Linked DNA regions of Homo sapiens: region 2 is linked to region 1. The links are chromatin contacts, found by Hi-C or POLR2A ChIA-PET in ENCODE. All regions are on one chromosome and are shown on one strand. The core of a region is the stretch at or near the end of the contact, and the rest is flanking DNA. Distances in the headings are between cores, read along the strand shown.

Region 1 (4,925 bases), core at 1-2,500:
ATGCGGAGCCTCCGTTTTCAGTCGACTTCAGATGTGTCTCCACTTTTTTCCGCTGTAGCCGCAAGGCAAGGAAACATTTCTCTTCCCGTACTGAGGAGGCTGAGGAGTGCACTGGGTGTTCTTTTCTCCTCTAACCCAGAACTGCGAGACAGAGGCTGAGTCCCTGTAAAGAACAGCTCCAGAAAAGCCAGGAGAGCGCAGGAGGGCATCCGGGAGGCCAGGAGGGGTTCGCTGGGGCCTCAACCGCACCCACATCGGTCCCACCTGCGAGGGGGCGGGACCTCGTGGCGCTGGACCAATCAGCACCCACCTGCGCTCACCTGGCCTCCTCCCGCTGGCTCCCGGGGGCTGCGGTGCTCAAAGGGGCAAGAGCTGAGCGGAACACCGGCCCGCCGTCGCGGCAGCTGCTTCACCCCTCTCTCTGCAGCCATGGGGCTCCCTCGTGGACCTCTCGCGTCTCTCCTCCTTCTCCAGGTACTCCACAGCCTCGCCGTGGCCCCGACCGGGACCGCTCCCTGGGGGGCGGGCGGGGTCCGCATGGGGCAGTGGCGTCGGGGAGAGCGCGGGGCTGCGCTCCCTGGGGCCAAGGGAGTCCCGGAAGGCCCGTGAGGACCCTGCGGTGTGGGGAGTGCAGGGCCGGGCACGCCTGGACCCAGCCTCCTTCACTCTCTGCCCTCGGGCGCAGGTTTGCTGGCTGCAGTGCGCGGCCTCCGAGCCGTGCCGGGCGGTCTTCAGGGAGGCTGAAGTGACCTTGGAGGCGGGAGGCGCGGAGCAGGAGCCCGGCCAGGCGCTGGGGAAAGGTAAGATCCTCAGGGTGGAACCGCAGGGTAGGGGCCGCACGTGACCATTTTGGTGTGGACCGCGCGAGGGGTGTTCGGGCCGGGGCAAGGGACTCCTGGCGCCACCTCAGTTCCCGGGGAGGCGCAGAACGCGCCTCGGGGGCTGGGATTGGGGGTGGTGGCTGACGGAGAAGGCTGGGCAGCAGAGCGCCTATGACATCCAGCCCCTTGTCCGGTAGCCACTGCTTACCTTGACCCCCTCCTCCGAGATGCCGGATGGCTGAGCCCCTCACCCAGTCTCGACGTGGGAAGTTCTCCCCCGCTGGCCCCAGCAGAGGAATGCGCCGGCCACATTCTTCCCCCAACCCGCGCGCAGGTGTGGGGATGAGCCGTGCCCCGGGCAGCCCCCTTCGCCCCTCTCGGGCCCCCTTTGTGAACCGTGCTTTGTGTCTCCGACAGACAGACCGGGTCTGTTTCTTTTCTCCGAGCTTCCCTACCCCGCCCCCCTTCTTCCTCGGCAGCTGGAATGCACTCTTAACCCTGCTCTTCCCGGAGGGCCTGCGCCCTTGTAGCCTGCCTGGAAACTGGGCCCTGGCACACCTGGGCTGGGGCCATCACGTACGGGAACCACCCCGCCCCCAGCGTCTGGGGCCTGGGATGCTAGGTCACTGGGGGGAGTTTGAGGGGGACAGTGTCCCAAGCTGGCAGGCCTGGGGCTATGGGGGCGATGGACGGGAGATCAAAGCACATTTTTGATCCCTCAGTTACTCCTACCCCCCCCCTCCCCGCCCCAAGTTCAAAAACCTGAGGGGGTGGGCGGTGCAACGTTAGTGAGGAGAACCAGTGTGTTATGAGACCCAGGCGGTTGGTTGCTGGCTAGTGGAGGGCTTTCTCCCTCTAGGTTAAGAGGACAATGGATGGGGGCTCCAGCAAGGGTTGAAACCTAGTTCTTAAACGGGTATAACCCTGGATCCTTGGGTCGGGTTTCAGAGGATCCTTACACTGAAATTTTTGGGAACTTGAGTATTCATTTTTAGGGGGAAGGAACCGTGGCTTACCTGGCCTTCAAAACACTGAGAACCCTTGCTACCTAGCATTCTTCTAAAGTCTCCATCAACTTATCCCTCACCCCAGGCACAAACTCCCACTGCTTGAATGTGGGGCTGTCAATGCCTAGGGGACAGAGTGGCTCTCTTTTATTTCTCCAAAAGAGGATTGAGGACCTTGAGTCTGTGGAGGCCCTTTTTAAAAAAATTCTTTCTGCAAATAACTGCAGATTGACAAAACAATTAACACCCAGGCTAGGCTAGGCTCCTTAAACCCTTGGCTGTAGGGAGCTGAGGAGAGGCATTAAGAAGCCATGCCTCATAAACTTTAAATTCTTGCGCAGGGGTTTATTACTGGCTGGCTAACAAACTGCAACTCAGCCAACCTGTAAAAATGTGAATTCGGGCAGGGCCCCAAATCCAATTCCGGCTCCCTGAGGAAGCCTTATTGCTAACCAGACTTCTGCCAAATCTACGCCCCCTCCCCCCGCCCCATTGTCAAGTTCTCTGACTACAGTCTCCCAGAATAGGCTATAGCCTTGAGTGTTGTCTGTACCTTATCTTTCCTACTGAAGCAAGAAATATCAGATTAGCTGTCACTTCACTAGGCTTGAGGTTTTGGGGGGAAGCAGTGATCAGGTTTTCGATTTCATCGTTGGGTTGGCGAGTGTTTCCCAATGACGTCAGGCATTTTAAACCTTTAGAGGAAATTCAGCTTTCTCGGATGTCTGCTTTACGGTTGTGAAAAACGGTGGGTTTGCGCCAGGAGCACACCTGGGTTATACAACAAAGGACGGGTTAATGCGCTCGGCGCACCTTGAAACTCCCTGCCACACGGCTGGGTCTTAGAGTAGGCTTCTGGTGGCATGGGCTGCTGCTTGCTTTTTTAAGTAAAAGTGCATTTCTTGGTCCAGTTGGTCCCAATAAATTGGGACTTCCCAACAAAACATATTGCTATTTCTCCCTTTGGTCTTCAGCTGGCACTTTGACCACCCCACCTGCACCCTAGTTCCTCATCCTCAAAACATAGATCCCCAGCCTGGATCCAGCCACGTTGAAAGGGTTATCCTGCAGGAACGTATAGACTCTCAAGTTTAGCCAAGCAGACAAGTTTCCATATTGCTAAGGAACAATCACCCCTGTTGTTCGCCCCTGGGTTATGAATATCAAGGGTGTCTATGAAGTTCAGCTCAAAGAACTTATCTGATGTAATTAATGCCTTGTTTGTATGTGCATCTTCCCCTTCAAAGCCCTTTTGCAACTCTGAGCTTGCTTTATCCTCCTAACATTCCCTTGAAGCAGGTGAGGTAAATGTTAAACAAGCTGAGCTCTTAATCTCAGAATTTTGAACTTCAGAAACCCCATAGTCTAGCCTTGCCTGAGGTTTTGAAGGTGGAGAAACAGAGGCACAGCTTAACGGATTGGATTCACTAAGCCAAACAGCTCATGAACTTCTTTGAGGGTGACAGACACAACTTTTACCTCCTGGTATATGCCCAGGGCCTGGTACCTTACAGGATGCCCAGTCCTGTATGAATTATGAATGAATTTGACAACCTTGTGAAGGGCGGCCCATTTTATAGATGAAACCTACATGACTGTGGCTTCACCAAGTCATCACTGCAGTGATCAGCTGGGATTTGAATGGAAATTTTGGACCCCCAAGTTCCCTGGCTTTTTTTTTTTTTTGAGATAGGGTATCGCTCTGTCACCCAGCCCAGGCTAGAATGCAGTGATGCAATCACGGTTCACTGCAACCTCTACCTCCTGGGCTCTAGTGATCCTCCTATCACAGCCTCCCAAGTAGCTGAGACCACAGACATGTGCTACCATGCCTGGCTAATTTTTAATGTTTTCTAGAGACGGGGTCTCACTATGTTGCCCAGACTGGTCACAAACTCTGGGCTCAAGCAATCTTCCCACCTCAGCCTCCCAAGCACTGAGATGACAGGTACGATCCACTGTGCCCAGCTCCCTGGCATTTTTTACTACCAGAAAGCAGGGCCTGAGTGGAGAGGGTAGAATGTTGGATCCCTGAATCCCACAGCTATTAATAACAAGCTCTCCCGGCCCCCCACCCCAAGAGTGCTTAGTCTTTTTTTTTTTTAATTGTAGGATTTTCCAGAAACATTGATGTAGAGGAAACTGGTTTGGATTTAGTCTCTAAGGGCCCAAGTGAGGGGTCTTGACTAGCTCAAGAGGAAAGGTTAATCTGGAGGGAAGGAAAGCCGGCACATTCCCCCATCCCAGTGCCACAGTCTGGGGGCCACCTTCCTTCAAGTGTGGTCTGGAAGCCGACAGTGGAGAGGTGGGAGGAGGGAACTTTCATGGTATTAGTGCAGTGATTAAGTGAGTGACCTACAGTGGTCTACTCATCCTTAAGGGTGAACAACTGAGAGAGGCAGCTTAATGGCAGTCAAACAGATGCAGTCCTTCATTATGGCCTTCAGCAGGATCATCTGACCCACAGTCAGCCTTTGGGTCAGATTAAAAACTAACCATCAGCTTTGGGAGGAAGCTTCCAAGTTCAATAATGCATCTGACTGAGCACAAATTAACATCAAGATGGTTTTGTCTATTTCAGCTCTGGGTGTAAAAACTGCCTTTTATTGTGGAAGCCCCTACTCTGGGGTATGCCCTTTATTTCCATTTCATTCTTCCTGTAAGCATATATTTCGCATCTGCATAGATCAGGCACTGTTCCACAACTTCAACTAAAGCAATGAACAAAACGAAGTCCCTGCCCTTGGGGAGCTTACAGTCTAGTAATTTTTCTTTTTTTCTTAAAAACAGAGGTTTTATTCCATTTGGTCCACAGTCGGTGTTTCACATTATCTCACGGTGCAGGGCCCCTGGGTAAGGGGGGTCCCTGTGCAGTACTTGGAGGGGCGTGTGGCCAGGGGAGATGAAGCAGTATAGCTGGTCAGGCCCAGAAGGGGAGATGGAGGGCTGGGGGCTCCTTAAAACCTACTGAGGGGCGAGGCGCGGTGGCTCACGGCTGTAATCCCAGCACTTTGGGAGGCTGAGGCGGGCAGATCACATGAGGCCAGGAGTTCAAGACCAGCCTGGCCAACATGGCGAAATCCCGTATCTACTAAAA
Region 2 (5,147 bases), core at 2,648-5,147, 150 kb after region 1:
GGAATGTTGCTGAATGCTCAGAGCCTGCCCCAGGACCAAAAGCTTTTCATGAACTTGGGTTTCATTTGTATTTGAACATCAGTCATCTCTCTTGGGGTCCTCTCTTGAAAGCTACTTTTGCCCAGTAGGCTAGAAAGTGGGGCACCGTAGGTTTAATAGCAGCATGCAGGGATGACAGAGTATTAAAAACACTTTTTAAAAGTCATTCTTACTAGTTTTTGTCATGAAAAAAAAAAGAATTCATTCTAATTGTAACAGGCCAAGTAATACAAGGATATATAAGGAAAATATGTTGTTGTTGTTTTCAAACTGCCTCCTGGCCAGGCACAATACTTGTATCTGTAATCCCAGCACTTTGGGAGGCTGAGGTTGGTGGATCGCTTGAGGCCAGGAGTTCAAGACCAGCCTGGGCAACGTGGCAAAACCCCATCTAGTCCTGTAAACATAAAATTACATTTTTTGCTGAAATACAAAAAATACAAAAATTAGCTGGGTGTGGCAGCACATGCTTAAAATAGAGCATGGCACATTAATATTCTACACATGTTTAAAATACTAATAAAATAGGCCAAGCATGATGGCTCATGCCTGTAATCCCAGAACTTTGGGAGGCTGAGGCAGGTGGATCACCTGAGGTCAGAAGTTCATGACCAGGCTTGGCATCATAGCGAGACCCTGTCCCTACAAACAATAATTAAAAATTTGCTGCGGTGGAGTACACCTGTAGTCTCAGCTACTCTGGAGGATGAGGTGGGAGGATGGTTTGAGCCCAGGAAGCTGAGGCTGCGGTGAGCTAGCGTTTGTGCCACTGCACTTTAGCCTGGGTGACAGAGTAAAACCCTTTCTCAAAAAATTAAAATGAGGCTGGGCTCAGTCATTCACTTCTGTAATCCCAGCACTTTGGGAGGCCAAAGCGGGAAGATGGCTTGAGCCCAGGAGTTTGTGAGCAGCCTGGGCAACGTAGTCAGACCCCATCTCTACAATAAATAAAATTAGCCAGGCATGGTGGCATGTACCTGTAGCCCCAGCTACTCAGGAGGCTGAAGCAGGAGGATTGCTTGAGCCCCGAAAGCCAAGGCTGCAGTGAGCAGTGTTTGCACCACTGCATTCCACCCTAGGTGACAGAGACCTGTCTCAAAAAGCACACAAATAAAATTAAATAAAATCTGAATAAAATAGTTCATAAAAGCTAATTGAAGCTTAGTTGAGGCTGCAGTTTTTGATGATGGTGATGATATTGTAATGAAAAGACTTTCCCAGCTGGGCACAGTGGCTCACACCTATAATCCCAGCAGTTTGGGAGGCAGAGGCGGGCAGATCACTTGAGGTCAGGAGTTCGAGACCAGCCTGGCCAACATGGTGAAACCTTGTCTCTACTAAAAATACAAAAATTAGCTGGGCGTGGTGGTGTGCACCTGTAATCCCCGCTACTCGGGAGGCTGAAGCAGGAGAATTGCTTGAATCTGGGAGGCAGAGGTTGCAGTGAGCCCAGATTGCACCATTGCACTCCAGCCTGGGTGACAGAGTGACACTCTGTCTCAAAAAAAAAAAAGACTTTCCCACATGGAGATGGCCAGTAGTGGGGAGTGGGGTCTTAGCTTCTTTTGTTGGGATTTGGTTTTTACACCAAGTCACCAAATAAGTTTATGAAAGGTGGGCATACTGGGTTAAAGAACACTTAGACCCTTGTTAGCTTTATTTTTGTTAGCTTTTTTTATGGGCATGTTGAAATATACCCAGTCCCCGTATTCTGATCCTCCAGTTTCAACATTTTGCCATTCTTCTTTCCTCCCACTTGCTGGGCTCAGAGACAACCCAGCCCTTGCCAGCGTGACAGTGAGCTTCCCAGAGCCTTTCTGGAGCTGAAGAACCTTTCAATCTTTCCTACAATTTCCTATAATCAGCCCAGGGGATCAGGTTGCATGGGGAGATAATGAGTCTTATGAGCACCTGGAATTCAGGTTGGGGCTCCTCGTCATACTGTCACTTCTCAAAGGGTAGGGCTTAACCACCATTAAGATGAGGTGCCCCAAAGCAGGTTAAGTGCCTTGGATCAAGTTATTTGCAAAACCATTTTCATTTTTTCAGGCCGCCACCCTTGGCAAGTCCAATCATGCTTGTCTCAACTTTCACTGTCTAAATTTGGGAAGGCTGGAGAAAGGAATTCAGTGCAGCCTTCATTCCCTGTTTACATGACAAGCCCCTAAAGATGACCTAGTTGCCCCATTACTTCTGCTGGGGGTGGGGGAGGACTCTTTGAAGAGCATCTGGTTTTGCTAGTTTGAAAAGAAATTCCTATTTTAGACTTAAAAGGATGGTATCTGCCCATCCTTTAAGGACTTGGCATTTCTTCTTGATTCTTTCATCATCTTATGGCTCAGCTGTTCAGTTAACAAACACTTGTCTACCCAAATACACAGGAATAATAGTCATCTCTTCTACTTTCATTGCTTTTTAACTTAGAAAATGTCATCCCATTCACTGTCTTGGTCTTCACAAAACCCTAAAGAGGTAGACTCAAACAGTGGTGATAACCTTTATGTTATAGTAGAGAAGGCCAAGGCCCATAGAGGTTTAGCAATTTGCTAAGGCCACCCAGCAAGAACATGGCAGAATCTGGTTTTATAATCCAGTCGCAGACCCTGGGTCCAGCCCTTTTTCCTTGTCTCTGTCTTCCCATCATTTATTACGGCTCCCCCTGCTCACCCCATCCTTTCCTTCAAGTTGCGGAAGTGAGTTGTAGACCCAGTCTAAGGGCTGAGAAGGTAGGGGTTGGGGCATGGTGGTGATTTTTTATTTTTATTTTTTAAACAAACTGGGAGGGAGGGTCAGGTGGGCGACTCTTTGAATGACACAGCTCCCTTCGTATGAACGAGCTCTTCCTGGTTTCGTTGCTCAGTTTATTTGCCAGGTAGCAGACTCCTAGCTATTGCATGGGGTAGCCTCTGATCTCAGTCTTAGAGATCAAGACTGGAGCTGGAGAACCTTTCAATCTTTCCTATAATTTCCTATAATCAGCCCAGGGGATCAGGTTGCATGAGGAGATAATGAGTCTTATGAGCACCTGGAATTCAGGTTGGGGCTCCCTCTCATACTGTCACTTCTCAAAGGGTAGGGCTTTGAATAGATAGATTATAGGTATAATCTATCTATAAACTAATATAATCTTCCTTTTAAAAATAACCAAGGTTGGGGCCGGGTGTGGTGGCTCATTCATGTAATCCCAGCACTTTGGGAGGCGAGGTGGATGGATCACCTGAGGTCAGGAGTTTGAGACCAGCCTGGACAACATGGTGAAACCCTGTCTCTACTAAAATTACATAAATTATTCAGGTGTGATGGCACATGCCTGTAATCCCAGCTACTCGGGAGGCTGAGGCAGAATTGCTTGAACCCAGGAGGCGGAGGTTTCAGTGAGCCGAGATCGTGCCACTGCACTCCAGCCTCGGCAACAGAGCGAGACTGTCTCAAAAAAAATTAATAGTAATAATAATTAAAAAAAAAAAAAAAACCAAGGTTGGCTGGGCACACTGGCTTATGCCTGTCATCCTAGCACTTTGGAAGGCCGAGGCAGGAAGACTGGTTGAGTCCAGGAGTTCAAGACCAGCCTGGGCAACATAACAAGATCCCATCTCTATGAAAATATTATTTAAAAAAAAAAAAACCAAGGCCTTAATAGGGTCTCTCCAGAGAGAGGAAGAGCCAACCATGAGACTAACCCATGTTAAAGGGCTGTCTCAGCTCTGCCATTTAATAGTTACAGGATGTCAGGTAAATTTCTTAACCTCTGTGAGCCTCAGTTTCATCTTCAAAATGGAGAAAATCTGTTACTTCCCCTCTCACCCCCAAACGTGGTCTTATTTTTCTCTGGCAAGGGCAGGGCTATTGGCTTCAGAAATGTTTGCAAGGGTGGCCCCTGATGGAAGAAATGAAAACTGCTGCCTAGGCGTCAGGGATGGCTTCAAGGGCTTTCTGGCAGAAACCTGATCCTCCTGTCTAGCCTTGTAAGATAGGACGGCAGGAATTTTTATAAAAGAGAACTTGGATGAAATAGAAATTCCATCGGACAATTATTTGAAAGGGAGGAAAACAGGCCAAGCTGAGAGTTTCCTAGAATGAATGGTCTTATCGACTGCTCCCCTCTGCCTGGAAGCTTCTTTGAGCCAGGCTTCTGCAAGGCTGGCTCCTTCAGGTCCCAGCTCAGATGGGCCTACCTCAGAAAGGCCTGCCCTCACCATGCAATAGATGTTACATCTTCAGCAAACTCCCTTCTCCTCTGCCACTCTTATATCACCCTCTTTTATTTTAATTTCTTTTTACCTATTACCACTGCCTGAAATTTTAAGTTTCTGTCTTTGTCCATCTCTTCCTCAGTAGTGTAAACTCAATGAGAGCAGAAACCTTAAGTATCTTCGTCACGATTTTGTCCTCACAGTCCAACACAGTGTCTGGCATATAGCTTGATGGTTACCTATTTGAATGAGTCCTTTGAGATTCTAATGTATAGTGTAGATGCTTCAACCACAGCTTCTCCAGTTTTAGAGTATTAATACTTTTTAAAGTTTTAGTTACTTTTATTTATTTATTTTTTGAGATGGAGTCTCGCTCTGTTGCCCAGGCTGGAGTGCAGTGGCGCAATCTCAGCTCACTGCAACCTCCACCTTACAGGTTCAAGAGATTCTCCTGCCTCAGCCTCCCAAGTGGCTGCAATTACAGGCGCCTGCCACTAAACCTGGCTAATTTTTTTTTGTATTTTTAGTAGAGACAGGGTTTCATCATGTTGGCCAGGCTGGTCTCAAGCTCCTGACCTCAAGTGATCTGCCCACCTTGGCCTCCCAAAATGCTGGGGTTACAGGCATGAGACACTGTGCCCAGTCGAGAAGTTACTTTCTAGACAAGATAATATTTTCAATTGACAAGAAGATGAGAAAGAAATCAGAGCACAAGGAAGTCATCCTGTAGTTGTGAAGAACATTATGGTGATAGCTTTGTTGTTCTGTCACCAGATTATGGTTTGTTTTGGTTGTGTTTGGTTTTGTGGGAGTCTTCCCACAAGTTCGCTCTTTGGAGAAGGAATGCTCTTGTCTTTAATCTGTCCAATTTCCTAATCTCTGTGATTTCTGCCCTGCAGTGAATTTTGAAGATTG

What was found. Hi-C counts contacts between places; a loop is a spot of excess contacts on that map. ChIA-PET counts read pairs that join two places held with the same protein, here RNA polymerase II (POLR2A). Pooled maps may share reads with other maps.
Region 2: a loop to region 1 is called in a pooled map, with 2.5 times the contacts of the local background. The contact joins the enhancer-like site here to the promoter of CDH3-AS1 in region 1. A Hi-C loop is called at or near these places in 2 of 50 pooled maps. POLR2A ChIA-PET finds 5 or more read pairs at or near these places in 3 of 52 experiments (HCT116, WTC11 and activated T-cell).

What each region holds. Positions count from the first base shown.
Region 1 is chr16:68,644,951-68,649,875 of GRCh38, forward strand. It overlaps CDH3-AS1 (CDH3 antisense RNA 1), which reads right to left and starts at 1,251. Exons shown (of 2, transcript NR_186394.1): 1 at 1,030-1,251; 2 at 1-790. It overlaps CDH3 (cadherin 3), which reads left to right and starts at 360. Exons shown (of 16, transcript NM_001793.6): 1 at 360-474; 2 at 686-800. The coding sequence starts at 430. RefSeq lists an enhancer at 340-864.
Region 2 is chr16:68,796,539-68,801,685 of GRCh38, forward strand. It overlaps CDH1 (cadherin 1), which reads left to right. Exons shown (of 16, transcript NM_004360.5): 3 at 5,132-5,147. Among named protein-coding and RNA genes, the nearest start is that of TANGO6, 44 kb to the right of the region's middle. Within about 2 kb of position 3,898, at least 6 of the 41 ENCODE cell types and tissues checked have a DNase peak (open chromatin) inside an H3K27ac peak, as active enhancers do.